Regions from separate parts of the Mus musculus genome. Here all the other regions are linked to region 3. Evidence: chromatin loops called from intact Hi-C (ENCODE). Cell type or tissue: left cerebral cortex. All regions are shown on one strand. Region 1 has its middle 7.2 kb from the start of Gm12409. Region 2 holds the start of Zbtb5 (zinc finger and BTB domain containing 5). Region 3 holds the start of Shb (src homology 2 domain-containing transforming protein B).

Region 1 (8,000 bases), 240 kb before region 3:
GAGGATACCCTGGGTTACATGAAGCCTTGTCTCAAACACACACACACACACATGCACATATACTCTCTCACTCTCTCACACACATACATACTCACATACACACAAACATACACACTCACTCACGTACACACCACACACACTCACACAAAATACACACACTCATATCACACACACACACACACACCCCGAAGATTTGGATAAAAGAAGAAGAAAAATCCTCTATAGACAACTAAGTGTTATTTTGTTACATTGCTTTCTAGATTCGCTCTGCATGTTTTTACACTATTCACATGATCTCTCTCCTATCAAGAGAATAAGCACATTCAGTCTCCTTGACATTTCTGCGATTTCTGATTTTTTTTTAGAGTCAGGCTTCTGTTGCTTCACGTCTTTGTGCATAATTGTACCTTTAATAATCTGTTTCCTTTCAGAAATTCCTTACACTTGTCATGAATTTCTGATCATTTCCTGGGCCATGGTTTCTCTTCTTTGTTCTCAGTGTCTCCTCAGGTGAGTGGTTCACACGTGTGTTTGGCTAATCCAGCCCTGACTCCCCCTCGACTTTTCTCATGAATTTAATAACGTAGATGAAAAGGGCCAATTCTTTGGAAGGCACAAACCACCAAAGCTTCTCTGAAGAAGCCGAGAAGAAAAGCCCTACACCGGCTGCACAAGTGAATTCAAAACTGAAGGCCCTCCAACAAAGGAAACCCCAGATTCTAATGGCTTTGCTGCGAGCCTAATACCGAGTGATTTCAGAAAGAAAGAGTACCAATCCTACACCAACTCTTATAGAAAATAGAAGAGGAGGAAACACTTCTCTATCATTTTAGAGGCCTAATGCCCTCCCTCCGAGCAGACAAAGACGGTCCTTACAGAAGGATAGCTACAGCCTAAAATTCCTCATGAATATAGATGCAAAAGAATCCTCAAGAAAATATTATCAAATCAGTGTGTGTAAAGATTGTTCAGAACCGACTCACTGGGAATGCCACACTGGGGAGCGGTGAGCAGACACTGAAGACAGAGAGAGGAGCTACAGTTGCAAAGCCCAGGGACTGCTTTTTCTTTGATACCCATCTCAGGTATCCCAGGTTGGCCACAAACTTGCTCTGTAGTCAGAGATAACCTTGAACTTCTTCTTCTTCTTTTTCTTCCTCTTCTTTCTTCTTCTTCTTCTTCTTGTTCTTCTGAGATGGGGTTTCTCTGTGTAGCCCTGGCTGTCCTGGAGCTCACTCTATAGACCAGGCTGGCCTCAAACTCAGAAATCTACCTGCCTCTGCCTTCCAAGTCCTGGGATTAAAGGTGTGTGCCACCACCGCCCAGCAACCTTGAACTTCTGATGCTTCTACTTCCACTGTCCAAGTGCTTAGATTCCAGGAGGGTACCACCACACCAGGTTTCCAGTTTCTGGACCCAGAGCTTTGTGCACGCCAGGCAAATACTGACTTACCTCCTAGCCCTGAACTTTTTGAAGTAGTAGAATAGTTCTGAGTCTTGAATGTGGTCTTACTAGCATGTGGTCACATGACTGTGTGTGGAACGCTATACCCCCTCACTCATGTTAATTACATGTAAATGATGTGCAAATATATGTAAACAACACCTCACTGAATTATGTAATATTAGTAATTGGATTTTTAAAATATTAAAAGGGAGCTGGAGAGATGGCTCCGCGGTTAAGAGCACTGACTACTCTTCCAGAGGTCCTGAGTTCAATTCTCAGCAACCACATGGTGGCTCACAACCATCTGTAATGGGATCTGATGCCCTCTTCTGGTGTGTCTAAAGACAGCTGCAGTGTACTTACAAATAATAAATAAATATATCTAAAAAAAAATCCCAAAATATTAAAAGGTCATCTGTATTTTCATTTGTAGTATTCTGGAAAAGGCAAAATTGAAGGGATGGCTATAAACTGGGCTGGGGTTGTAAAGGGTGAGACTCTAGGGAGGGGTTGGAAAACACAGGGGCAAAGACAGGCAGCATTTGGAAGTAAGGGAATATGAAACTGGTTTTTCTTTTTTTTGAGGTGGGATCTCACTAAGTAGCTCTGGCTGTCCTGGAACTTACTACATGGATCAGGCTGGCCTTGAACTCACAGAGATGTTACTGCCTCTGCCTCCTGAGTGCTGGGATTAAAGGTGTATGCCTCCACAGCTGTGGACAGTGGTGGATACAGGACTATCTATGGTCTCCAGACTATGCCTAAAGAATGATTTTAATGATTATAAAACCTTAATAGACTTGACTTTTTCATGTTTTTATTCCTGCATTGGACATTCTTGCTCTGCCCACCACGTGCACACATTTTTCTCAAGGCGTTGATTGATGCCTGTCAGACTATCCCCAAATGCCTTGTTTTTTGTCTGTAAGACAGAGATTTGAGTCTTATATCAATATCCCTTAGTGGAGAAGAGCGTGCCTTTGAGATTTGATGATGCGGGATTCAAAGTCTGTCTCCACTACTGCGGAGATGTGTAATGCATGTGACGCTAGAGTATCATTTCCGGTTGGCAGAGGTGTTAGTCAGGCTTCTGTGCCTGTGGCAGAGGCTCTGGATTACCAAGAAGGTTCATTCTGGCTCACGGTTTTGTCCCGTGACAAATAGAGTTGGCTCTATTATGTTGGCAGCATAGAACGTAGTGGTAGAAGCCTGCTCACCTGGAACCCAGGAAGAAAAGCAAAAACAAAACAAAACAAAACAAAACTAGAAAGACAGGACCTGTGATGTAGTTTGGCAACTAAAGGTTCTTGCCTCTAAGCCTGATGACCCAGGTTCTGTCCTCAGAAGCAGGATAGTAGAGGGAGAGAATACAAACCCTGTAATTTCCCCATGTGTGCTGTGGAATGTCCCTGTCGTTGCACCAAACCCTCTCCTGTCTCCTGGTATTCCTTCAATGGCCCAATAAGGCAAGTATTGTTATTACAACTACATAATCTGCTGTTATGGTTCTGATCTTGACTGTCCCCTCAAAGGCCAGCATGCTGAAGGCATAGTCAGTCCCCAGGCTGTGGCCCTTCTGTCTTTGCCTTCCAAACATGAATTTGCAGGTACGAGCCACTACATCTGCTCTTCCGTTTTAGACAGGTGACCTACTTTCACCTCTAAGTTGATGACCCATGCTTTCTGACAGCAATAGGAAACAAGCATACATACCATCTCTGCTGAAGGTCCCCTTTCCTAGACTAGGAGGATTTTATAAGGTACCTGAGGGGCAATGGGCTAGAGATACCCTTGAACTGGTGCCAAGGAGGCTGATAGAGCATGCAAGCTCTCAGGAGTGTGCACACGAGGTCGCTTCTGACCCTTCTGGCTGAGAGGAAGCCCAGTGATCCTGTCCCCACCCCAGAAAAAGAGCCCCTTCACAATGTCACCATGAGACAGCTGCCTGTGTTGAGCCTGCTATCTTCATTCTCTGTTGAGCGTGTACCCTAATCCAGGAGCATAAGCCTGGACACACACACCCTTTCTCAAGGAAAACCCCAGAAGCTTTGCCCTGCACATAACCAGAAACTCTTATTTTGAATCGGACATAATTTTGAGCATGCCAGTTTGTTTTATTTGTGGCTGCATTCCAACAACGTCCACCGGAGGGCGCTGGGTCTATGTTTATAAGGGGCTCTGAACACAAAGCTGGGCATCCTCGGGCCTCCCAAACACTTAAGCAAACAGGACAAAGACTTCTGTACACACAGGAGCTCACACCCAGGCACTGGGGACACAGACTCCCAGACCCAGAGCACCCACTTCCACATAAGTCTGCACATCTCTCTATGTGCATAGACACCCTAGAACATATGCAGACAAATGTATGCATGAACACAGTCAGGTACAGCACACATTCACAACTGTGAATAGTACACACACACACACACACACACACACACACACACCAGCCCAGATTTATACATAGCCAATTACCTATTGGCAGACAATCACAGCCACGTGTAAAATGTCATAAACACACATTCAGATGCAGAGATGCGATTATGCACGGGAAGAGCCGCAGACAGACACGCATGTCTAAATAGCAACACACCCAGCCAGGTAAGGACTCCTTGCCCAGGCCTTTGTTATCTCACTTTGGTGGAAAATGCAGTCCCTCGAGGGCATGGCTAATGTTGTGCTGTTTTCTAAGAAAAACAATGGAAATGTCAACTTCTTAATCCCAACGGAAACTGTACTATTCGTTAAATGTTAATGAAGGGCATTTTTGAGGACAAGCTGTCTCTTAAAAGGAAGGATAGCCCTGCTCTGACAAGGAGGAAACCCCAGCTACAGTTCTACAAACACCTTATTAACATATGGAAAGCTCCGAGACGCTCTAAAGCGCCTTTGGTTCCTACAAAGAATTTCTGAAGCAAATTCAACAGAAAAACATGGATGGGGGAGAAATGGCGTAAAGTTGAAGAACAAAAAAATCCAAACAAACCCCTCTTTCTTAGGGGTGATAAAGAAAGGTGGAGATGACTGTCAGGTGGCCAGGTCTGGAAATTTGCCTTTGTAAAAACAAAATGGTTAAAGGAAGGAAAATGTGAAAGGCAAGAGGAAAAAGGGCCCATAAAGACAGCTGCTTCCATGAAGCGGCAGAGCTAAGAACACACAACCAGGAAAGCACAGCCCTTGGGGCCACCCAGTCCTGCTGTGCAGCTCAGAGGGCGGGGTCTCTGGTGCAGGGGAGGTCAGGGGTAGGTGGGGACTGACCGGGCAGTGTCTCCCAGACGTAAGCTGCCCACTGCTGCATCTTTTCCACAGACCCCCTCAAGAGGTAGGATACAGGGACCTGGGGTCTGGCTCAGGAGACACAGATCTATGCAACCCCTATGTTGAGTGGCACTGGCAGCTCCCTGGACCCTGGTCTTCTCATGTGTGCCTCGAGAAAATGCCCTCTCTAACCACTTAATGTCCTCCTCTTCCGGACACTTGCTCACATAAGCTTCCATCTCGCGTCTCGCTGTCTCCTGTGACCAGAATCATTGAAAGTGGCTCTGTGAGTGCATTTAACCAAGTGCTGGCTGCAGCCTGCAGCCCATCGGCTCCATCCCACTGAACAATAGCTCAGGAAGAGATAAAAGGCATTCATCAGACAGCCAGGCCCAATTATCATGTCACACTGAATGAATGTATTTTAAAATCTTTTCTGACAAGAAAATGTTCCAAGTAGGTACCTTCAAATTAGCTGGAAAATCCAGAAAATTTGCTATTAGACCTTTTTTTTAAGAATCTTTATTCCCCCCTACTGTTCCGAAGGAATTCCTTGGGTGTTAATAATTCCTTCTAAGAGTCTGCCCCTGTGCCTCCCGCTGGGACTGGAATATTCTAACTGCCTGCCCCACTCCCCAGAAGCCACTACAGGGACAATGTAAACTGTGGCTCTGGTGTGAATCACTTGTCCATCAGCTACCTTCAAGTGTCAGGTGCAATTCAGTTCTGTTCTGCCAGCACTCCCAGACCTCTGTTTATCGTCCATTAGCCCTGCCAGAGTGGAGTCCACCCGGGTGACCTTGAAGGGAGACCTCCACCTAAGGCCACATTTTCAAACAGCAAGTTGATTTTGAAACCAAATCTGACTGCTTATCTGTGTGACCTTGAACAAGTGACTTCACTTCTGAGTCCCTTTTTTTTTTTTTTTGCTTTACCTCTAAAAGTCAGGAGATGTCACCAAATTCCTGACACACTACACTGTAGTGAGGAGGGACCTTTTCCTGGAGACGCAGAGGCTTTCCCTCTGGCCCACAGTGTGATCAGGACTGGCATGTCAGGCTGGTTTTGTGGCTGGGGGGTGTGAGTTCCTCACAGCACATAACTATTCATCTTTATTACTAGAATCCTGTAGCAGGTGGCTCTCTGGGCTGAGAGGAGAGTTCTCTGTCCTAATGAGAAACTGCAGCTTGCAGGAGTTCAAGATTTGGAGAAGGGAGAACAGGTGCTCGGTGGGTGGGAAATTGAACTGTGGAGTCAGTTTGTAAATGAGAATAAAGTGGCTTGCTTCACCCCAACCCCTTCATGGTTTTTGCTTGCCTGCTCGATGTGGTGTTTGTTTGTTTTCACAACAAAGTCTCCTGTAGGCTGGCCTTGAGCTTACTATGCAGCCCAGGGTGACCTTGGCTTTTGATCTTGCATCATCGGACATGCCAAGCTTATGTGGCACTGGGGAACACAAACCCAAGGCGTTCGTGTTTGTCCGTGTGTTTGATGCCTGCTTGGCAAGCACCCGGCCCACTACACTGCAACTCCAGCCTTTATTCAGGGGACAGGCAGTTGTTAGGGTCCTCGTTTGCAGTGGCAAAACCGCAGGGTCTGCTGAGCCGTGTGTCCCGCTCTGGGAAGAACAAAACATCCTCCTCCGTTACAGGACCGACTGCGTGGAGCACCATGCTTTCTCTACACCTCTCTTTGTCTGTTTCACTCTGACAATTAACAGGAGACGTTTCAGCTCTTCTGCCAGCACCCAGGGACGTGGAGCACAGACAGCAGAACCCTGCTAGGAAGACACCGCACATTTCCACAGTCCTGCCTTCCCTCGAACAGCCAAGGGAGGCTTCAGGCCAGGAGGTGACCTCCGACTCCCCTGCATTTTCTGAGTTTCATAGCAGTATGTCCAGCTGACCCATGTAGATATCCCTGGCTGGCTGGAAGCATGGGGATTACCTAGTGTATAGAGATCTGTTTTCTAGCGTCTCTCATAGCCGATGTGCTAGGTCCATGGGGTCTTCAGAGGTGCTTGCTGCCCTTCACAGTCCACAAGGGACGCCAAATGAATGTATAGGTCACGTATAGAACTCATCTGCCCTGTCACAGATAGGGAAACTAATGCCTAAAGATGAGTTTCCCTTCCACTGATGGCTACGTCATGGCAGAGCCCATGAGACAAACAGACACACAAAGACATTGATGTCATCCATGTGGCTTTTGAAAGACAGGCAGGAGAGGATGGGAGTTGCATCTGGCCAGTGGGAAAAGCCTGGGAAAGACCATGCTTAGGAACACGGGAGACTTTTAGCTGGATTCAGCTAGGATGAAGGAGTGTGAGAGCCGGAGGAGCAGCCAAGGCAGTCAAGGTAGGCTGTGCAATGAGCTGAAGAGGCGTGGCACCACGTGACTGTTGAGAGAATGGGAAATAGCAGGAGGGCAGGGTTAAGAGTTTGATCATCATGGAAAGCTAAGTGTTGGATGAAGTTCACAGACAAGTCAGTCCATCTAACACCGAGTGAGATGAGCAAGTCCAGGCTGGGCCCCCTGCCAGAATCTGCATCGTGTGGGAGAGGGGAAATGGAATCTAGGAGGCAGCAATAGGAGATCATCACCCTGGGCCAGGCACAGGCTGCTCCTTCCTGGGCATCTCTCCTCTGAGCGCTTCGAGGCAACACCTTTGAGAGACAGCCGCAGAGGCCCACCGCTGCCAGCTCCTTCCTTATCTCTCTTGTAAACACAGATGTTTTACCGCCTTGTCAAAGGCAAGGCTCTTCCAGCCTACCCTGGGGAGAACAGAAATTTCAACCCCTTCAGCCTGGACACATGCCAGATGAGATCTCTGCCTTACACTCAGAATTGCAGAAATCTCTTCTTTGAAAGCCGAGGAAGGCCACCCCAGGCCTGGCGGCTGTGTGCAGGATAGATGGGATTCGGATAGAAAGCCATCTCCCTCCCTTTGGACCAAAGGTACTGATGGAAGGCTGGGCTGCACAGGGCTGCAAACCTCTGCTGTGAGGGAACTTCTCCAATAACGGGAGTTAATTCCCGAGAGTGCCTTTTGCTCTCCTGTCCGGTGATTTCAGACATTACTGGAGGATCACCCTGCACCTTTTGAAAGCCCTCAATGTCACCAAAGCCGAACTGTAGGGTGTATTCTAGGCTTCAGGCCCTTCCCTGCCACCAGGACCCATTAGTTATCACAGACCTGGTACAGAAAGCCACAGAGCTGCTCCTAGAACATGGACACCCCCATCAAGGACTGTGGAGTCACTTCAGTCATGGGCCATCCATTGTCTGGTTT
Region 2 (8,000 bases), 510 kb after region 3:
AAGATGCTTCCTTAGCCTGCGGCATGAGGACATGGTGAACGTTCAATAAGGTCATGTAGGGGGACAACTTATGAAGCCAGGGGTGGGTGGTGCTGCACACCTTTAATCCCAGCACTACGGAGTCAGAGACAGGTGGTGATTCTCTGAGTTCAAAGCCAGCCAGGTCTATATAGTAATTTCCAGGATAGCCAGGGCTACAGGAAGAAACCCTGTCTGGAAAGATAAAGCCCATATAAGTGAAAAGCCCAAAATCTTGCTCCTCAGTGGGGCCAGAGTCTCATTTGCTACTCCTCCTTTCCTCCCCCCCAGGCCAGGTCTCCCATGTCTGCCCACACCAAGAACCTTTTGAGGTCTGCAGAGCCCAGACCATCTGTACCAGCAAGCACTTACCACGATCCGGTGACTCCTCTGCCTGGGGTTTACTAAGTCGGTGCTGTTGTACAAGGTGAAGCGCATGTCGCCCGGATTCTGCAGCTTCCCATTGGAGAACTGGACTGTAAGAGTGTAAGCCAAGAATAAGAGGCGAGGACCAGCAGGGTATGGATGGGGAGACCTGCACTGTGGCTGGACGCCGGTAGTGAAGGCAAGGGAGCTTAAGTCCGACTTTCGGGGGGCGGGGGGGTATGAAGAAAGCCCTGGTCCAGTTCTAAAGAGGGAGATGGAGGAGGGGAGGGGAAGTGACCTCTGGGCAGGGGTTGTGACAAAAGAGAACGACTGAGGAAATGCCATTAACTGGCAAGAGAGGAAACTCTGCTCCGTAGAGGGGGGAAAAGGGCAAATGAGAGAGCTGTGGAGATGTCAGGTCCCTGGGCACTGCCCTGAGACGAGTCCGAAGTGGTGACGATAGATGAATGCGGAGGGAAAAGGTGATGGTGGCAGGGAACCTGTCCCGGCTGCAGGCAGTGGGCTACCGTGGTACCCAGACAGAAGCGGAAAGGATTACGCGGAACTCCGCTCCGGGTCGGCGGTCTTTACCCAGCACAGCTTTCTGCCTGTCGTCGGGCTCTCCACAGTACAGCCACCTTGCACTCTGTAGCGCCTCTGTCTCCGTGTCTCCAGCCTGGTCATCCATCCCAGGAGACTCCAGAGTAGCCATGAGCTCGCCGGTTCACACGCGGACTCAAAAACCGGAAGTGACATTCTAGGCCCCGCCCAGGGTACACCAGCAGTAAGGCCACGCCCCTCACTGGATCGCGTCCCCGCCCACTCTTTGGTTCTTTCCCTTGAGGATCACACCCTCCCCCTTGCAGGAGGATGCAGTAACTCCCCTTTCGTCTCGGACCTCCAGGAGAGCAGCTTCACTTTTGTGTTGTATTGCTCACCGCAGGCTCTAAGCTGTGGGACCAGTCACACCAAAATCTCCAGAACTGTGAACCAAAATAAAAGAAACCGTTCCTCTTTATGAGCTGTCTTCATTTTGTGTTGTTATTGTCGTTTAAGGCCGGCTATCACCATGTGTGTAATCCTGGTTGGTCTGGAACTCATTCTGTGAAACATAATGGCCTCAAATTCACGGAGATTAGACCACCAGCTTTGTCTCACATATTTTGTTAAGGTAATAGAAAAAAACTGACTAATGTAGGGTTTCTCCCTGAGTAATTTCAATGCAGCCACCCAAATAAGAGAGCTAACAGTGATTCAACCATGTAATCTTGTAGTATTCAATTTCCCCAACGGCCTTGATACTGCCTTTTCAGCTAAAAGAGCCTGTCAGAAACCGTGTTGCAGCCTTACACTTGTAATCCCAGCATTTAAGAGCAGGGCTGCCATGAATTTGAGGCAAGTTCAAGTGAGAACTGTCACACATACACACAAATTATACTTTGCTTCTAGCTGTCACAACTCTTTGGTTGGAAGGTTACACTTTCTTTGACTCTACCCAGTGATTTTCTATTGATTCTTTCCAGAAAGGAAAAAAGAATATAAAAGGACTTAGTTAACTAATTAGTCATCCCCCCTTCTGTCAGAATCTTTTCCATACTCAGTTTATTTGAGGTTAGTAATGAATGGTAGAGCCTATTAGAAACATTTCACTTTTTAAATTATTAATTTATTTGGGTCCCAAGAGGGAATGTATGGTAAAGCAAAACTGCTCATCTGGTGGTCAAGGATGAAAGGAGGAAGAAGGGACTGAGGTCTCTGTTCCTTTTGGGCTCAGGTTGTCTTCAAACTCCACTTGTTCTGTGCCTGAGGGTGACTCCCCATCCTCTTGCCAAGTGCTGAGATTACATACACACACCATCACACCCAGCCAGAAAGAAAGTTTATTTCATTTCTTTCACTTCTGCACCTCCAACTCCTGAAAGGTCCTGTAAAAAAAAAAAGTGGGGGGGGGGGGGACCTCAGCAAATGTTGAGTGAGAGGTCTGGAAAAAGCTCAGTGGATAAAGGCACTTGCTACCAAGTTTGATGGTCTTCCTAGGACCCACCTGGTGGAAGAAGAGAGCTTACTCGGTAGCATACATCTGCATGCACACACAAAATAAATCAATGTAAAATAAAATTTAAAAATGAGCGAATGAAGGAAAGGGTAGGTAATAGAGTAGACCAGGTCATCAATCCTTGGAGCCTAACTAAGTCAGGGAGCGCACCTCAGAAATACTAATGTTCTTGCAACAAGTTAGCATAGGGTTTATACATAATAGATACTATGTATATGTTCACTGGCTACATAAAAATGGACACTTGTATGGAAGTTAAGAGGTGCCAAAGAGGGCTGGAGAGATGGCTCAACCGGTAAGAGCACTGACTGCTCCTCTGAAGGTCCTGAGTTCAAATCCCAGCAACCACATAAGCTCTGATGCCCTCTTCTGGTGTGTCTAAAGACAGCTACAGTGTACTTCCTTATAGTAATAAATAACTCTTTGGGCTGGAGCAAACGGGGCCAGCAAGAGGAGCAAGCAGAGGTCCTGAGTTCAATTCCCAGAAACCAAGTGATGGCGTCTCGACCCCTCTCTAGCACAGGGACACTATGGCTTTGCTATTCAAAGCACCATGGTCCTTGAAATGGTGAAATGGCAACATCACTACCTGGGGTTACTCTGTGCCTGAGGGTGACTATGATCTCCCCACCCCACCCCCCCACCCCCGCCAAAAGTGCTGGGACTACATAAATGCACCATCACACCCAGCCAGAACGTTTCTTTCTTTTCTTTCACTTCTGAATCCATCAGATCATCTGGAAATCAGCATGTGAGGTGGGTATAGTTGAAAGTTGGGAAGCTCTGTTACACCAGAGTGGTTCCCTTTTGGGGCACCTCTTTGCCAGGATGGCATAGTCACTGGAAGTCCTCTGCACTGGCTGCTTTCTTACTGGTAAGAGAGTGAGGAGGATTCCCAGAATTACCACAGGCAAGGATGCAAAAGATAGAGATTCTGTCTGGGAAAAAGAAGGGTTACCCATGGGCCAGCTGGGTCAGAATTGTAGTGCATCCCAACGTTGCTCAATTAGCTGACAGTCGTCAAAAATACACGGACAACATACATATATGTATACATTAAATAATAACTGAATTGGGACAGAAAGAATGTTAGGAACCTTTTTCAAGTAGCAATCTAAAGTCAAAAATTTACAGTGGCCTTCTTTGGGATTAAAAGCATGAATTATTAAAAGTATGTAAAATTAGCCAGGCGTGGTGGCACACGCCTTTGATCCCAGCAGAGGCAAAGGCAGGCGGATTTCTGAGTTCGAGGCCAGCCTGGTCTACAAAGTGAGTTCCAGGACAGCCAGGGCTATACAGAGAAACCCTGTCTCAAAAAACCAAACAAACAAAAGTAAGTAAATTTTACCATAAGAATCTTTGCTTCTTAAATTTAGTTTGGAAATTCAGAAACATCTTGCATTCTCTTTGAGTGTGTTTTTAAGAAAAGGAAAATTTGAATTTTAAGTTGGGGGTGGGGCTGAAACTTTTCCTGTTTTCTAGGGCAATATCTCCATCTGCTGGTGTTTCAGGATATTGCCGATGGAGGAGGAAATGCAAGGGAGAGCCTGGTTTGCAGGGATTACCCAGAGCTCAGAAACCAACCATTGTTCATCTTATTTCTCCGCTTCCTTTCTTGCACCAACATCTCTCTCCCATTCTCCTCTTCTGTGTCACCTTGATCTTCTGTCTTCTCCTCTCTTCTTCCTTTCTCTTCTTTCTCAGTCGATGCAGGCTGCCTGAGCAAGTCTTTGTAAGGCTAACTTCAGAGTGGATGGATTTTTGTTTGTTTCCTTTGCACGGAGCTAAATCTGCTACAGCTTCAATCCCTAACTGAAGCTCTGATCTTTGGGGCCATGGAGAGATTAACCATGTTCCTGTGCCAGAGGCTTGCAAAAATCCCTTCTCTTCCTCTTCTTCCGCTTTTTCTTTCTCCTATGCTTTCCATTCACCAGCTTCAACAACTCCTCCCAGCACTCTGTTGTTTCTCACACACCAACACTTAAAAACAGTTCTTTTTCATCCTCTGGGATGCCATACACCACTATACCTAGATCTGATGTCCCACATGCATCAGTACCAATCTGCCAGCAAGCTGCACAGAGCAGAGAGTCCATCCTCAACTCCCCGCCCTACAGACCACTATGTGCTCTTATTTAGTTATTTACTGACAGGGTCTTGGTATATGTCCCTGGCTGGCCTCAATGCACTCCATAGATCAGGCTGGCCTCTAATGGGTCAGTGGAATGTTGGCTTCCTAGTATTTGCCTGATTGTGTTCATTTCCACATATTTATACTTCTTGATAACTTTGGAATAGCAGTAAACAAAACAATAACTTTTCTTTGATAGGTTCTTATTTTAAGGCTACCCTTACACTCAGCAAGTAGCCCAGGTTAACTCAGAACTAGAACTCCCCTTCATTCTTCTGCTGATAGTCAGGATATAGGTGTGTACCCACACTCACAACAGAGAACAACAAAGGTGACTTTGCTAAATTGATGCTTTTAACTTTGTTAATGTTAAGTCACAACATTCTTGCAATATTCTTTAATAAAAAGATGAATTGGGGCCAATGAGGTGGTTCCGTGGGAAAAGGCACTTGCTGTGAAAGATTAGCAACTGAGCTCAACCCCTATAAACATCAAAGCGGAGACAGAAACAACTGCAGCAAGCTTTTCTCTATGTGCTGAGGCACCTGCATGCATGCACATGTGCACATACACACACGTACAACAATAACAGTAATAAATGAAACATGGCAAAAAAATTTAAAATAAAAACAAAGAGCTAGGCGGTGGTGGCACACGCCTTTGATCCCAGCACTCGGGAGGCAGAAGCATGCAGATTTCTGAGTTTGAGGCCAGCCTGGTCTACAAAGTGAGTTCCAGGACAGCCAGGGCTATACAGAGAAACCCTGTCTCAAAAAACAAAAACAAAAACAACAAAAAAAAGAATCAGTGCTTTATATTAAATCTTGTTAAACATATAAGTGTTCTCATTTTCATGACATTTATTAAATCATTAAAACAATTACCAAAATAACACATATTGGATGTATACTAGTATAAAACACAGAAACTATGGATAATAAAATTGTAGTAACCCATAATCTCACATCCCTTTAAGAGAGCCATTGCTAACATTCTGTTTCATCTCTTGGGTTTATCTCTGTGCATATGCACTTTTTCTTCTTTAACAGGGTCTTACTATATAATCCTGCTTGGTCTGTAACACATTGTGTAGACCAGGCTGGTCTCAAACTCAAACTCATAGTGGTCCATCTGCTTCTGCCTCCCAGTACTGGGATAAAATGTGTGAGCTACCACACCAGGTTCTATTTTTGTGTAATTATTATTCTACTGTATTCGGCTCTGTATGCTCTCTTAAAAAACATTTTGTAGTGGGAGTGGATGGTAGAAAAGGGAGAGAATGTCAGGAGCTAAAGGGTTAATCTGGAAAGGAAACTGGGATGAGGGAAAGGGGAGGGTATTGAGGGCATCCTCTTCCCCATTTTAACTGGTCAATAAAGGCTGAGGCCTGTAATTGGGCAGGGGAGGGGAGAGGTGGGAGGTCTTGGAGAGTAGGGACAGGTAGAGAGGAGAAGGGAAGGGGAGAGGACTGAAGAAGAGGAGGAGCAGAACCACGTGGCCAGGAGAAACTGCAAATAGCAAAGGGTCTCGCAGCTGGGGAATAAGTTAGCACAGTGCTAGAGCTGTCCAGTCTAGGTACATAGCTTATATTTATAACTGGATTGTGTGGTTTTTATATGGGTTTATTGGGGTTGGGAACTGGTGCAAACTAAGGATGGATGAAGCCCTAGGAAACCCTATTAGCTTGTGAACCAACTAAGAATTTTATACTATCCTTCACTTGGGAAAAGGGATTGCTTGCTTATTAATTGACTTAGTAGGGCTCATCCCTTGTGGCCTGTCCATTCTCACGCAGGCGTGAACTGAGCACAAGGACAGCTGAGCCCAAGCCAGGAGGTAGCTTTAGTCTACGGTTTGTTTGAATTCTTCCCAGGACTTTCCGAAACCATGGTGATAAGCCCAGTAAACACTTCCTCTTCCAAACTGCTTTGTTCAGTTTTATCAAAGTAACAGGAAAGCTATCTAGAACACATAATCTTGATTTTACTGCTCGGTGGTATACCGCAAGAGGCCAAGGCGGCAGCCGGGCCTTCCTCTTTCCCACCCGGTCCAGCAGACTCTTTTGCGGCATTGATAAGAGGGCTGAGCCCTGAAGTTTTAAGGTGGTGGCGACTGTAAACTTGATTCTGGAGTTGATGGCTTGGTGGGCACACGTCGGACTGAGTTCCGACCCTCCCGTTGCTATGCTGGACGTCTGGGCAACTGAGACGCGATGCGGGCGACGATCCACCCAACCACCATTAGACCGACGGCATTTCCTACTCATTGTGAAGCTCGCCATTCGTCTCACTCGGCTTCTTGGGGTTCCGTTTACATCTTTTCTCAAACCTACAAGTTAGAAGTAATCTCCAGCTCACAGCGAGAGGAAGTCACCTGTCCTTCAGACTCCAGGTCACAGTCAGCGCGAGCCAATGGAGGGACTCAGGGCTGGCAGTAGTCATTGCGATTGGCTCAAGTAGACGGAAAACACTAGCTTTCCTTATTCATGCTGAGTTCTGATTGGGCGTGACATAAAATAGCTTTTCTACAGGCCAAACCTGGTGTTGCTAAGTGATAAGTCCCGCCTTCAAAGATCTTTGAGAACAGTTTTACGGGCTGTAAGGCAAATTGTGATTGGTCAGAGCGCTCACGGATGCTGTGGTAGTAAACACAGCCGGGGTCCTGGGATGGCGGATTGGTCAGATTTTCAGAACGTCACTCCTACTGTGGCCCCGCCCTCCTGATGATTGGCCATTGGAGGCCTGTGGAGGCGGTGACATGGGTACCTCACATCCGTTTACTGTAGGCCTCCGCCGGGTCCTCAAAGAACCGCGCGAACGGGCTGAAGGAGCCGGGAGCGAGGGGCGGGGCGGGCGGAAGTCACAGCCGGGGAAGCCAGTCTGGACCTTCCCGCCTCCTTCCTCAGGGTCGGTCCGAGCGGAGGAGGGCCACCGCCTCCTCCTGCGAGGAGAAGGGGGGCGGAGCCCGGCTCAGGTGAGGCGACCCTATCAGCTAGAGTGGCCTGGGCGCGCGCGCGCGGGGCGCGCTCACGTGCAGGCGGTTGTGCACCGGGAGCGCGCCGAGGCATCGGGGAGCGCGCAGCCGTTCCGGGGCCGCCTGTCCACCCTGTCTTACTGCTGAGGGGTATTGTTACCCTTCGCCTCGGTGGGGCCAGGAGGGTGGTAGCTCAGTTCTTGTGCGCAGGCGTCCCCTGTGTCCCGACGCCCGGCTGTCGGTGCGGGGTGGGCAGGGACTAGTGCCCTGCAGATCTGCTGCTGGACATGGAGCCTCTCGGGATGCTGTGGGAACCCGCGCTCGGGATCTGCATCCTAGCGGGATGAGCCGAGGAGCGGCTGCCCTGCGGGATGGAGGCGAGTGGCTCTCTTGATCCTGCCCTGGGTCCTCCTGAGCGATGAGGTTTCGTTTCATCAGAGCAAGGCCATAAGCTGT
Region 3 (8,000 bases):
TGCCTTCACCATCCAAGAGCCATTGCAGAAGGTCTAAGCGAGCTAAACAGGGGGAAAGACTATAGGCTCCACACTGAGCAAGTGAAGGGTGAGGTCCTTGAGGCCTGTTCATAAAGACAGTGGTCACCTACATTGGCACCCTTGTAATATTAGTACTTGAGAAAAGGAGGCAGGGAGAAGAATTCAGAAATAGCGCATTTGAGGCCAGCCTGAACTACATGATGCCCTGTCTTTAAGAAGAAAAAAAATCAAAATGTCACTCATTCTTCAATGTAATCCCAGGTATCTTTTCAAAGAAGTTCTTTCTACCACGGTCTTCTCTAGCCATTCTCCTGCCCTGCCCTTGTCTTGCCTTGTTTCAATTACTGGGAAGACACAAAACTGATATTTGAATTGTCCCAGTGCCTCTGAGGCCTCATATGGCCAGAAATATCTGAAAAACTATCTAAGCATGGTGGTGCACATTCAGTACTTGGGAGGCCAAAGCAAGGAAAGTGTGTCAAGTTCAAAGCCAGCTTGATCCACATAGGGAGTCCATGTTAACCAGGGCTACATAGTAAGACCCTGCTCCCCTAAAAGAAAGACAGAGAAGGCCGGTGTGCTAGTCCACACCTGTTATCCCAGCACTGGGGAGATGGAGGCAGAAGGAACAGGAATTTGAGGCTAGTGACACCAGCATACTGAGTTTATGAATCTGAGGCCAGCCTGAGGTATCTAAGACCCTGCCACAAACAACAAAAATTGAAAGAGTGACTGCCAGTGGACTGAATGGTGTTTTATATAAGGAATAGATGAACCCCTTGAGTTGGTAACATCCTTTGGAGCCTCTCTACAAATGTCATTTTCTTTGTCCTGGTGCTAGGAGGGACAGAAAAAGCAGCTGCCACGTTTGGCCCTTTGCCCTGGGTCTAATGGGGGAAGCAGAGATGGAGCAGAAACTGAAATATGGCTATCTTCACCTACCCCATCCTCCAAGAGAACTGGGGGCAGTGCAGGGAGGAGGGGACAATGCCAAACCTGTCAAAGGAGGTGTCAATGTCAAACCAGGGGTTAGCAGTAGAACTTGGCAGTAGAGCAAGTATGAAGTCCTGAAGTCCTGTTATGGGTCTCTGACACTGGGGGGAGGGGGGAGGCTTTATTTACAGCATGACATAGGGTGGGGTTTGTGACAACCAGAAAAATGGCTATCAATCACAGCAGTTCCTTTTTTTTTTTTTTTAAGATTTATTTATTGATTATATGTAATTACACTGTAGCTGTCTTCAGACACTCCAGAAGAGGGAGTCAGATCTCATTACGGATGGTTGTGAGCCACCATGTGGTTGCTGGGATTTGAACTTCGGACCTTCGGAAGAGCAGTCGGGTGCTCTTACCCACTGAGCCATCTCACCAGCCCCACAGCAGTTCCTCTTGACTGTTTCTCTGCCACTGGTCCCAGTTTCTCCTCTGTGAATCCTGGAAGCTGTGACTGGAGAGAGAGAGCTCATCTTCTGGCTACTCTGATGATTTTCCTACAAGCATCTGTCTCCCTGAAACACAAGGCAGGATGCTTCTCCATTATCTTCCTGAAGATTTTATGTTTCTCTTCAGAATTACTATTTCTGACTCCATCTCTGAAGGTGTGTCTCTATACGCAAAGGAAAACACCCAGAGACATCTTGCTTGTATCAAGTAAATACCACTTTAGGCCAGCCACCCCATCTGTAAACCAGGAATAAGATCAGATTGCAGGGATACTGACTGGGGTTAATTATATACAGTGTTTAGGGGCCAGGCAGTTACACAGGGACTCTGGAAGCTCTTGGCATAATACTATAGCATTACAATAATTCTGGCTTGCAAATTATAGCCCAGAAGAAACCTTACAGGAGCGACAACTCTGACTCTGTGGCCAGCTGAAAGCAGAATGTGAAAAAAATAAGTTGTGAAATACAACTTCGCTTCCTAAACCTTCAGAAAAGCAAGATACTGTTTCCATGTGCAGCACACATGCAGGGAGCAGAGAACAGGCCTCCAGACCCTGGGGAGGACTTTCTTGGCCCAGGTGGCCTGGCTGACTGCCAGGATCTGGCTTCCTTTCCTTCCTGAGCCTAGAAGCTGGAGGGAGGGGGCGGGACGGGGGTGGGGCTTAAAACGAGGATGTCCTGGTCGGTCAGGTTTTTTCCCCTTAATTGGGGCCTCCCTCCATGCAGCATGATTAAGTGCTTGCGCAGCAGAGCAAGGATTTAAAGGGTAATTTGAGACATATAAGTGTAGGGATACCCAAAATAAGCATCTCAGCATCAACTTCTGGGGTCTCTCCCTATCTATGCTCCACACACCAAACGTTCAGCCTTGTCCTGTGTGCAGAGTTTAAGACTATTTCCTAAGGATGCTAAATGAATAGGTCTCAGGTAAGAAATAAGTGGGAATGTTATCGGAGATTGTTGGGGTTCAGGTAGCAGTGGGGTTTGGGAAATTCAAGTGGTCTTAGGGAACGAGAGAGGCAAGTAGTCTGACTACGTGGGGCTGAGCAGATAGATTGGAGCCTTCGGAGTCATGGGTCTGCCTTTTTCTAGTGTGGTGTCGCTGGAGCCTGAGTCTGGTAGGTCGCAGGGAGAGTTTGGAAGAGGTCACATTGTGCCTTACCAGGTCCCGAAGTCTCAGGATGAGAGTCTGACCTCCAGTACTAGCAGATCCTGGATTTGCTCTCTACTTCGATAGGTTACTGTTCCTACAGGACACAGGAAAAACAGTGTGTCCAACCTATATATAATGTACAGGTGACAGGTGAAATTACGGTCACAGTGTGTTATTTTGGCAAATCACCATTCTGAAGGACGGTTTCAGCTCAGAGGTACTCAAGGGGGATGGGGGGTGGGGCTGGCCAAATAGAACTTCCAAACATATCTAACATCTAGAAGGCAGATATCTTATTTCATTTTCAGGCAGTATTTTGTTCTTGACAAGGCTCCTGCTACCCCCTCTGAGAGCAGACTCAGAAAGCTACCCCCCTTTGGCCTGGGTTTCCTCACGTTTGGATAATAACTCCATTGTCTTAAGTTACATCATCACAGTGCCACCAGATCCTAGTCATCCATGTATAATCTACCTCGGGGCCTCAGTTTCTCCATCTGGAAAACTGTCTCTGGATTAAATAGAGTCTCGCCAGCTCCGGCAACCTTAAGCGTTAAATGTTTACATAGCTGGTTCCACTAGGTTGGCAGTGAACAGGGTTAAAGCCCCACTTCCTAGAAGGTGAAAAGGTAAGCAAACAGTCCGACCTCCCCTTAGCCTTGCTCAGGGATTGGTGCCCCGCCTGGTCCCAGCCGCCTATCCCGTCCGGATCCGTCATCTGGATTGCTAATACACTCATTAGCATAAAGAGTTTTTCCGAAGACCCGGCGCCGGAAAAGCTGAACCGGAGTCTCTGTCCCTTTAAAGAGAAGAGGGACAGCCACTCTCTCATTTTAGGGCATCTCCTCTGCATGGTCCTCTCGGTCAACTAGAGGTCGTGCGTTAGTCCAGCCTGCCTACCACCTCGATGGTGGACATCCATTCCTAGAGTGCACGGCGCGTGGGCCCCCAGGGACTGTGCTGACTGCTTTGGCTTCAAAGAGCCGCAGTCCCTGCTGGAGGGAGGCACGGCCTGCCAAGCCGCAGGACGCGGGCGCCCTAGGGCAGGACCCCGGAGCTGGCGCCCAGGCGGCCGCAGGAGGTGGCTCGTGCAGTCGTGAGGAGGTTCCTGGCTGCACGCGGGGGCGTGGCCTAGGAGGGGCGTGGCATTGGCGGAGGGGTGGGGCCTGCGGGAAGGGGCGGGGCCGCGGCGCTGGGCGGGTTCTGGCGGCCGAGTGTCACACACGCGGCGGCTCGGGAGGCGGCAGCAGAGGCAGCGGCAGAGCCAGGCGCCGCCGGGACGGGCAGGGGCGCGCGGGCTCCGCCAGGCGCCGGCCGCCTCCCTCATTCGTTCGCTTGTTTTCCGACCCGCAGTGGGGCCGGGCTCGCCCCCGTGCACTCGAGAAGCCCGCAGCTGGCCGCGGCTCGCACGGGGCAGGGGCGCGCTCCGCGAGGGTGGGGGCGCTGGGTGCGGGCGTGCGCGGCGGGGGGCGCCTGGCCTTCCGCTCTAGGCGGCCCGGGTCCCTATGAGACACGTCTGTGCGGGGCGCGAGATCCAAAGCTCGGTCGGCGCGCGGCAGGGGCGGAGGGCTGTGCAGCAGCGGCCGGAGCCAGGCGGCGGCCGGCAGGAGGCGGCGGCTGCGAGAACTTGAACTTGGCGACCGGTGCCCCGCACGCCCCCCACCGGGGCAGGGGCGTTGCGGGACTGGGCGACAGCGTTGTCCCCCGAATGGCCGCGGCGGCGGACCGGGCTCGCGCGCCGCGGCCCTAGGCGGCCCTTCGCCATGGCCAAGTGGCTGAACAAGTACTTCAGCTTGGGCAACAGCAAGACTAAGAGTCCGCCGCAGCCGCCGAGGCCGGACTACCGGGAGCAGCGGCGCCGGGGCGAGCGACGAGAGCAGCCCCCGCAGGCCGTGCCGCAGGCCTGCTCGGCGTCCTCGGCGTCCTGTGGGTCGGCCGCCGCCTGCTTCTCGGCCTCGTCGGGCTCTCTGCCCGACGACAGCGGCAGCACGAGTGACCTCATCCGCGCCTACCGCGCGCAGAAGGAGCGCGACTTCGAGGACCCGTACAACGGGCCGGGCTCGTCGCTGCGCAAACTGCGAGCTATGTGCCGCCTGGACTACTGCGGCGGCGGCGGCGGCGGGGACCCCGGCGGGGGCCAGCGCGCCTTCACGGCGGCAGCGGGAGCTGCGGGCTGCTGCTGCGCGGCGGCGGGAGCGGGCGCCGCCGCGTCCTCGTCCTCATCCTCCGGCTCCCCGCACCTCTACCGCAGCAGCAGCGAGCGGCGGCCGACGACGCCGGCGGAGGTGCGCTACATCTCCCCTAAGCACCGACTCATCAAAGTGGAGAGCGCGAGCGCTGCGGGGGACCCTCCGGGAGGCGTGTGCTCTGGCGGCCGTACCTGGAGCCCGACGACCTGCGGAGGCAAAAAACTGCTCAACAAGTGCTCCGCCGAGGAGACCGGAGCTGGTCAGAAAGATAAGGTAAGCTCCAAAGCTATTGGTGCGCTTGGGGAACTGAGGCACTGCCACGTTTCCCATCCCTTGCATCAACTTTGCTCTGGCATCCTGGGGTCTAGGCTACAGCGCTCATTTTGCCAGATGGTGATTAGACTCCGACTCTTTGGTTCCTGCTCCCCAAACGCACCCTTGCGGATCCCAGAGCCAGAGCGAGAGCACCCCGTCTAACTACCCAGAAGACAGACCCAGCCAGCCCTTCCGGCTCCCCCAGTAAAGTTAGCAGCGGCTGGCCTAAAAGAGCATTTACTCTCGTTTACCCCGGGGTCCCTGTAGTGGTCCCCCTCCCAGATGCAGATGGGAATTGAGGTCTAGAATGGGAAAGGGAATCTCCGGGTCGTAGATTTCCTTATTGGCTGTCCCAGAATATCTGTATGTGTGTAAATGCTTCTAAACGTCCCACTCTGCGTGCCAGGTTTCCGAAGCCAAGCGGCCTTTTGTACTAGAGCGATATTGGGAACCCCCATGCAGGCTTTTCCGGTGTTAAGGTTCGTCCTCCCAGAGAATTTACCCATCTGGCCTTTCCCACCCGCTCTCCCCAGCTCCGCAGGCAGTCTGCTAAAAAGAGACCCTTCTCTGCCCACTTCATTCTCTTTCCTGATTCCATCCCTGTAGTACCGTCTCGGGAATGAGAAGCCTTTGTGGCAATCCCCTGCCGAATCTATCAGGCCATCTTGTTCCCTGCTTCATAACAAGGGAGTTAATTACAGGCAGGCCCCTCTACTCTTCCTTCCCTTCACACTCCTGAGTTAACCTCCCTTCCCCCATAAAATACTTGTTCTGCCCACTTCTCGCTGAGGCAGTGTTTTGATTAAATCTGAGGCCCAGTGAGAGATCTTCACGGCAGGGTTGCTTGGCTGGCCGGCCCCTGCTTTGCCTGCGTTCTTCCCCACACTCTCCTTGCAAGCTCAAACTTTTGCCTGGACTGATAGAGATTGGCTAGCCTAGCAGGGAGACATTTCCTACCTGTCAGCGGGTGCTTGGCAAGGCTTCTTTTTGCTTTATGGGAGAGGTGAGGAAGGATATGCCCTCCTGAAAAAGTTGCCTGTCTGGTCTCCCTGGGGTCATCCTGCATTGTCTGCCCAGGATGGATGGTATGAGCAGCCTGAAGGAGCCTATGTCCCCAGGAACGGTGTGGGCACACACCTTGGAAACGCATACTCTTTGTGCTTCCCAAGTATCCAAGATGCCACACTGAGAACAGAGAGCTGGAAGCCCTGGTGACTCATACAGTCACCAAGGGTACAAGAGGAGAGATGTCCCTGAGAAGAGCTGAGCTATTGGGCTTGTGGTTGATGTTTTCTGGAAGTCAAGCTTCCTGCAGCTTCATATGTGGTGGGCTCACTGGGTGAGCTTTGAGCTTTTCCATATGAAAGTGAGGAGAGAGCTTTCCAGAGAGGTTTGCAGCCCACCTCACCTGACTCAGCATCCCTAGTTGCCCAAGACCACTGCCCCCCAGGGGGCAGACTTTCCTTGTTTACTGCTTGTGGTTCAGCCTGCTCTCAGAAATCTTTGTGTGGCTTTCAAATTTGTTGTAAACATTTTTCCCCCCAATTAGAGTTAAGACTTACAGATGCATAGTAATCATACTTTGTAGCTGGAATGTCAAGTGTGCCTAAGACTTGGCTACATTGTCACAATATTTCCCATGGGTCTTTGCTCTCCTCTTCCAGGTGCTGGAAGGGGGATCCTGAGCAGGGTATGTCTGTGTTGAGTGCTGTGACAGAGGGCACCCTGTGATGGGGCCTGGTGTTAAATGGGGTTTCCATTGTTGACCTGGAGCCAGGAGTGATCAGGGGATGGCTGGAGAAGTGTCTGGTGCTTAGAGAACTGCAGGTATGAAGTCTTATGTGGTTGGAACGGAGAGGTTAGAGTTGGACAGGACCGGAGAGGGGCTGCAGGGCCTGGGCCAAGGAAGGTAAACTGAGTTGAATGGTGGTAAGAGATACAGTTTTAAAGAAACACTCTCTCAGGGATGGTTTTCCTTTCTCATGTTGAAGCTTTGATCTTTTAAAAGTGGTCTCTTCTGGGAGACAAGGGAGGATGTTACCAGATGTTCCTTCTGTCATGAGAAAGAGAGGCAGCAAGGGAGTGGTTGCAAGACAGAGTGTCCTGGAAGGCTGGCTGGCTTGGAAGGCTGGCTTGGACACTGCTTTATTTACTTTCTAGATAAGACTAAAACAATGCTGACCCTAGTCACTAGGTAGCCAAAGATGGGCTTCAGTCCCCCTTTCCCTTCCTCCCTCTTCCTTCCTTCCTTCCTTCCTTCCTTCCTTCCTTCCTTCCTTCCTTCCTGTTTTTAGAAACAGGGTTTTTTTTGTGTGTGTGTAGCCCTGGATGTTCTGGAACTCATTTTGTAGACCAGGTTGGCCTCTGCCTCCGGAGAGCTGGGATAAAAGGCATGTGTCACCACTTCTCAGTGGGGATTACAGGTATGAACCACATCTAGTTTTGTGCAGTTCTGGAGATTGAACCCAGGGCTTTGTAATGCTAAGTAAGCAATTCTACCAAAGGACCTCCATCCTCACCCCTCCTCTGCAACTTCTTAAAGCCCTACACACATTTGTTTTTATAGACTTTTTGACAGCTTTCTACATAGATGCAAATGTATCTTGATCACGCCCACTCTTTGCTCCCCACTCCCTCTCTACCCCCCCCCCACACACACACACTTGCTGTTCCTACCTTAATCTCCTTTTTAAAAAAAAATCACCTACTGAGTCAAATTAGTGCTGCCTGTATGGGCATGGGCAAAGTACCAGCTGCACCCCCCACTGCAACCCCTGCTCCCCCAAGCTTCCCTAAGAGCTGCCAGTAGCTCCCCAGCGACCTCCGACCCATGCTGGAATGGTTATTGACTGGCTTGATCTTGTACGGGTCTTGTGTGGG

What was found. Peaks named below come from ENCODE experiments on the same cell type or tissue, not always from the same donor. Only the 100,000 strongest peaks of a DNase experiment are listed, where the experiment ranks them.
Region 1: it touches region 3 in a loop (3-fold over the local background); 13 of 42 quality-filtered maps call a loop at or near these places.
Region 2: it touches region 3 in a loop (6-fold over the local background); 8 of 42 quality-filtered maps call a loop at or near these places.

What each region holds. Positions count from the first base shown.
Region 1 is chr4:45,767,456-45,775,455 of GRCm38, reverse strand. No RefSeq gene overlaps it. Among named protein-coding and RNA genes, the nearest start is that of Gm12409, 7.2 kb to the right of the region's middle. In left cerebral cortex, a CTCF peak has its summit at 3,573 (motif pointing right); DNase peaks (open chromatin) are centred at 3,628 and 7,343.
Region 2 is chr4:45,011,768-45,019,767 of GRCm38, reverse strand. It overlaps Zbtb5 (zinc finger and BTB domain containing 5), which reads left to right and starts at 7,356. Exons shown (of 2, transcript NM_173399.3): 1 at 7,356-7,544. It overlaps Polr1e (polymerase (RNA) I polypeptide E), which reads right to left and starts at 1,159. Exons shown (of 12, transcript NM_022811.3): 1 at 976-1,159; 2 at 391-494. The coding sequence starts at 1,096. 1700055D18Rik (RIKEN cDNA 1700055D18 gene) reads right to left here and starts at 6,958. Exons shown (of 1, transcript NR_166789.1): 1 at 5,417-6,958. In left cerebral cortex, a CTCF peak has its summit at 3,950 (motif pointing left); DNase peaks (open chromatin) are centred at 3,938, 6,515, 7,184, 7,972 and 2 more places; H3K4me3 peaks cover 2,943 bases; H3K27ac peaks cover 1,361 bases.
Region 3 is chr4:45,526,640-45,534,639 of GRCm38, reverse strand. Shb (src homology 2 domain-containing transforming protein B) reads left to right here and starts at 3,812. Exons shown (of 6, transcript NM_001033306.1): 1 at 3,812-5,078. The coding sequence starts at 4,380. In left cerebral cortex, CTCF peaks have their summits at 3,866 and 6,568 (motif pointing right); DNase peaks (open chromatin) are centred at 4,448, 4,613, 5,079, 5,685 and 2 more places; H3K4me3 peaks cover 3,728 bases; H3K27ac peaks cover 1,310 bases.